Linked DNA regions of Mus musculus: region 2 is linked to region 1. A link is a loop called in an ENCODE intact Hi-C map of the cell type or tissue named here. Cell type or tissue: left cerebral cortex. All regions are shown on one strand. Links, peaks and the distances in the headings refer to the core of each region. The heading gives the core; the rest is flanking DNA.

What was found. Hi-C counts contacts between places; a loop is a spot of excess contacts. Peaks named below come from ENCODE experiments on the same cell type or tissue, not always from the same donor. Only the 100,000 strongest peaks of a DNase experiment are listed, where the experiment ranks them.
Region 2: a loop joins it to region 1, with 1.8 times the contacts of the local background. A loop is called at or near these places in 1 of 42 quality-filtered maps.

The regions. Positions count from the first base shown.
Region 1 is chr2:163,168,136-163,171,052 of GRCm38, reverse strand. No RefSeq gene overlaps it. Among named protein-coding and RNA genes, the nearest start is that of Tox2, 34 kb to the left of the region's middle. In left cerebral cortex, for the core only: no CTCF peak of the experiment used is centred there; DNase peaks (open chromatin) are centred at 1,441 and 1,705.
Region 2 is chr2:163,121,079-163,123,995 of GRCm38, reverse strand. Gm11454 (predicted gene 11454) reads right to left here and starts at 1,381. Exons shown (of 3, transcript NR_166402.1): 1 at 1,218-1,381. In left cerebral cortex, for the core only: no CTCF peak of the experiment used is centred there; a DNase peak (open chromatin) is centred at 1,398.

The DNA.
Region 1 (2,917 bases), core at 306-2,805:
AGGCACCCACATGATTACATGCACACACCAGCCCCCCCCCCCGCCAAAGCTTACAACATAAAATAATAAAACATCCCAAAAATATTGGGATAGCTTGGTAGAAAGAATGGGGAAGTACCATTGGTGTATTTCAAATGGATTTGTTTCTTGTTGACTAAAGTATGCTTAAAGTGCCAAATAAACGAATAATAAAATCAATACTAGTTTCAGACCAGAGATCTTTTTGTAGAGAGGTTAAATTTGGTATAAAGGGCACCATGACAATTGCCATTCAAGACAGGTCTTACTCAGAGTCTAAAGAATATGTGAGACAAAGAAAACATTAGGCTGATTGGTCCATAACAAAAATGAGATTGAAGCATTGGAAACAACCATTAAGAAAGCCTGTCACATCCTGTGACTTGGTTCTCTCTCTTTTTTTTAAAGTAAGCACATACAGTTTGTAGATGCTAGGGCAGTGAAGTCATACAAATTCCTATGACTCATTGACATATTGTTCAATGAGTGTATAAGGGTGCTTATGATATGTTTTTTTAAAAACAAATTCATATATGCATTCATTTAGTCAGCAATATGTGATTATATATAAATTACTACAAGGTGTTAGCTGCATGAGGATTAATGTAGCCCAGCATTACTCCTCTGGAAATGCATGTTTTATCTGCAAAGATGACGCAGACATATGCGCAATATTCTTGCCATCTTAAGTGAAAGGTGCCGGCTACAGAATGATTTTGTTTTTGAGACAGGGTCTCATGCTTCCCAAACTGTCCTTTAGCTCGCTATATAGTGAGGATGACCTTGGGTGACCGAACCCTCAGAGAATTACAGATCAGCACCACCGTACCCCTTTTATGCAGTGCTGGGATTGAACCTAGGGCTCCATGCCTGCTAGGCAAGTGCCCTACCGACTCTGTGGAGTGTTTTCTCCCAATGCTGTTTAGCAAACAAGCAAGGTGGTTATGATGTCAGCGCACACTCAGAAACTACAGATTCGGCATTCTGTGTCCTTGCTCCTTACTGACAGTCCTTTTTGGAACTTTTGAATTTTTTTTTTAAACTAAGTATATATTGTTTGTAGATCCTAGGGAGGTAAAGTCATACAAATTCCTATGACTCAAGGTGAACTAAAAAGAAAAAAACCAACCAAACAAACAAACAAAAAACCCGACATAATGTCACCTGAACACACAGAACAAGGGAAAAATAGATCTCGAATATTGAGCTGTAGTTCCGTCCTCGGAGAACTTGACCAAAATTATTATTAATTGCAGTTGTGGGCCTCAGCACTTTGCCGTGTCTGCAATTTTAAAAAGCAAACAAACATCTTGTTCTCAAGATAATCCCCAGTTGTTTATATTTGGTCTCCCTGAGAAAGGACGTCCTGGGACTCCAGTGCAGCGGGGAAGAAAGGGCAGCCCAGCAGGGTTTCCTCTTCAATGGCCAAGGCCTGGGTGGAAATCAGCTCGTACTGCCCCAGTTTAATCATGGAGGATACACAGGTCACCAGCACCTCTCTATGCTCCAATACCCCAGGGCTCACCCCCTTCTTGGTTTACCCTAATTTCATCCATAACAAGAGATCTTACTGGAGAGGCTGGTGAACTCAAAGAATACAAAAGAATACCAATGCCCCTTTACTAACGTCTAACTTCACTAACGGCCTACCCTTGGCGTGGATATCAACAGCTGCCCCATCAGCAGTGCCCTAGATTTCTTCTCTGCAAGAAACTGAACAGTCACTGCTGCTCCTCAAAAGATTGTGAACACTCATCGCTGCCTCCGAATTCTGAGATGAATCAGGCCTGATCCTGGCCTGTTGTAAGCTTTTTAGTATGCTAATAAACAAGAGCATCAATTACTCAATCAGACCGCTTTTAATATCTGTATGTGTGTGTGTGTGCGCACATGTGTGCATGTGTGTGCACATGTGCATAGGCATGCATGTGTGCATATACACGTGTGAGTACACATGTATGTATATGGTCATGTGTGTATGTGTGTTTGTGTAAGTTTGAATAACGGTTTTCTCCTTCCTCAGTCACTCTTCACCTTATCTCTTAAGGCAGAGTCTCTTATTGAACATGGAGCTCGATGATTAGGCTAGGCTGACTGGCCAGCAAGCCCCGGGACCCTCTGGTCTCTGTCTTCCAGGCGTCGGGATACAGATACTATAGGTAGAAGCCACTCAGCCCAGATTGTTTTAACTTGTATTTGTTTGTTCATTTGCTTTATGTTTGTTTGTTTGTTTTGTCTGCATGTAAGTCTGTGTACCAAAGCGGAAGGACAGAACTGACTCTCACAAGTTGTTCTGTGACCTCCACACCCATGTGGTACACATGTGCCCACACTCACACATACACATCGCACAATGCTATAAATTATAATAAAGAAAGATGATTGAACAGATTTGCTCGGAGAAACCATCCTGCACTCAGAAAGGAATCTCTGGCCTTGAAGGGTGCAAAAGATCAGGGCTCCCAGGAGACCTCAAAACCTCCCTCACCCCCAACTCTACAACCCAACACCTCCTTCATGAAAATCTGCACTTCCACTTGCTCCCAAGAGCCACCAGCGATGCTGAGTCTGCCTCTGCTCCCGGGATCCAGCTCTAATGCTGGGCTTAGATCTGAGATGGTCCCCACATGGTGTATCTACATCTGGTGGCACTAGCTAGGGAGGCTGTAGGGACTTTAGAGGCAGGCCTTGGCTGGTGGCCCTTGGAAGGTGGTATTCAGCTTCCGCTGTCTCTGTTTCTGTCTGTGTCTCTGTCTGTCTCCCTTTCCCTCTCCCTATCCTTCTCCCTTTGTGTGTGCACCCATGCAAACCTGTCTCTTTCTCTGGATTTCTCTCTCCTTTTTTTCTTTTCCCTCTTCCCCTCCCCTCTTCTCCTTTCTCCTTCTCCTCTTCCTTCTCT
Region 2 (2,917 bases), core at 180-2,679, 47 kb after region 1:
TCAGGTGCGCACTCATCAATGGACTTGTTCACTGATGGGGTCAGAATCCCTGTGATCTAGTCTCTCCTAGAGAGCACCTCCAGCCAGGTGTTGCAGGATATTTGATCATCACACTGTGAACCCCGGGCTTGTGTTATTTACTGGAAAACCCTGTTTTTAGTTGTGGTGGGCCTCAGCTTTAACACATACCTTTAACCCAAGAGCCTTCTACTTGAATATCGTAAGCAGGATTAAATAAGTCCAACCATAGGTCAGAAGACAGAGCGAGCAACCAGCTGACAGGAAGTGAACATAGGATTAAGATGAAACCATAGAGAGGAAGAGGGAGTCAGGGGGATGGATAGAGAGGCTCACAGGAAGTAGAAGAGGGGGACATTCAGTTTGAAGGAGGTTTTTTGAGCTGATGTGAGGGTGGATTCCTTCTGGGATGTCGGCTGAAGAGGAAGGTCAGCTGGGTGCTTTCTCTGTCTCTGAAGTAGCAGGCTTTCGCCCCAACATCTGGCTCCCGAATCTTCACTGGTAAATATAAATGATTGAGATTTTGTTCGAAACTAAACAAAACCAAACAAACAAAACCAGCTAAGTCTATAAAGCACCCGCCTTAAAAACAGGAGGGCCTAAGTCCAATCACCTCCATAAGCCACATTTAAAAAGGCAGGCATTGTGGTGTGTGCTTATAGTCCTGCACTATTGTGACAGGTAAAGACTCCTGGGGCTTGGCCAGCCAACCCAGCCTAGTTGGTGAGCTTTGGGCCAAAGAGAGAGCCTGCCTAAAGGAGGTGGACAACATTCCTAAAGATGACACCAGAACTTGTATTTTTGCATCTGCATGAATGCATGCACATGTGTACATACACACACACACACACACACACACAAGGAACAAGAATTCCAGAGGATGTGGGTACCTCTGCCGCTGGCCTCCTTTGTGTGTGTGTGTCTTTGTTTATAATTGTGCATGTGCCACCAATAGCAACAGCCTCACCCCATTCCCGCCCCCAGCAATGCTCTGCATCATCTCTGCTCCCCTGCTCAGTGGGTTCTTGCTCTTCTCTTTGTGCCTGTTCTTACGATGGGAGGGGGCATCAGTGAAGGACGGCCTGCCCCAGGAGATTGCACTTACCTGAGAGAACATGTATTTCCTAAAGTCAGAGAACTGTTTGCTAACAACACAGGGAACTGTGATTAACCCCCTCTCTCCTCCGGGGAGATCTTACCTGCCCCTCCACAAATTATAAAGGAAGAACTATTAGAAGTATATTCCAGATCAAATTGTGTCCTCAGAGAAGAGCTGTCACAGCGTTCACTGTGGGAACTGAGAATCTCATCTCAGCTGGAAACAGGGTCACTGGGCTGTGCTTAGTCTGGCTGGGCGCCGAGTGGAGTCACGTGGGTGCCTGACGCCACCTGGACTGGTCCTTACAAGAGCAGACCCATAGGCAGGGAGGTGTACCATGTGACAACAGAGACAGACTGGACTGGCTGAGGAACACAAGCCAGGGCAACATTCCTCTCCGTTACTTGATTTACACATTTGTTCTCTTCAGCCCCCAGCTGGTGGCTGGAAACATCAGCCATAGAGCGCTGCACGGGCAGAGCCACCTCATTCTCCACCGGAAGACAGTGCATTTCCTCTTGGGGTTCTCCTGCTGGGAAAGGGAAAACCTTCAGCCTGGTGCCAGTCAGAGAGAGAGCTTGACTTCAAGAGAGATTTCACACAGTTCTGGCAGCTTGTTAAGATGTACAGACTTAAGCCGGGCGGTGTCGCGCACGCCTTTAATCCCAGCACTTGGGAGGCAGAGGAGTTCGAGGCCAGGCTGGTCTACAAAGTGAGTTCCAGGACAGCCAGGGCTATACAGAGAAACCCTGTCTCGAAAAACCAAAAAAAAAAAAAAAAAAAAAAAAGATTTACAGACTTGTAAGACTGCAGACTGCAGACTGCAGACAGGCAGGAGCTTTGACCAGGACCACTTAGCTAGACACCGCACTTGTCTTTTATTTAAACCTGAACCTCATGTTAGGACCCCTAAAAATAGACTTCCTTTTCCCAGTTATGACCACATTGAAACTCTCTCTCTCCCTTCCTCCTTCTCTCCCTCCCTGCCTCACTCTCTATCTTTCTCTATTTCTGTCTCTCTGTCTCTGTCTGTGTCTCTCTTTCTCTGTCTCTCTCTTTCTCTGTCTCTCTGTCTCTCTTTCTCTGTCTGTCTCTCTGTCTCTCTCTGTATCTCTGTCTCTCTGCATCTCACCATTACTTGTTTGTTTAATTGACCTACTGAGGAGACCTGGGGCTCAGTGTGACTCCTTGTGACTGCCTGGGCTCAGGCTCTGATCGTAGAAACTCCAAGAACACAGGAGGCTCTGGGACCATGATCATACCACAAGCCAACTCTTCCAGCGTTTGGCAGCTGTGCTCCACCTGGTCCTGGGCTGCTCGGGTGCACCTGGGTGGCTGGCACATGCAGGCCTGTGACATGCTCTAGATGGGAGGGGAAGGGGGGACCAGAACCAGGACAAGCATGTGTGATGACTGAGGATAGGAGATAGCAGGTAGGGGATGGTTGCTGACTGTGCTCTGGGTACTGACGGTGCTGAGTACTGACTGTGCTCTGTGCTTGATTTCAGACACACTGTCTCTCAGTGCACGAGAAATGAACCACATCCTGCAGATCCAAAACAGCCTCTGAGAAGCCAGCTCACTCTCCCCAGCCTGCAGGACTGGCCTGTGGTGGACACTCAGACCCAAGTCTCTGAAGCTCCTGACCGTTCAGACTCCTCGCACTCACTCCTCATGGTCGCCCGTCCCATCCCGTGCCTCTCCTGCTGCCTGGGTGTTACATTTAATTGCAGTCCCGTCTCATCTCCCTGCTCAGTCCCTGCGCTTTAGTGCATCACCTAGGTCTGAAATTCAGCTGGT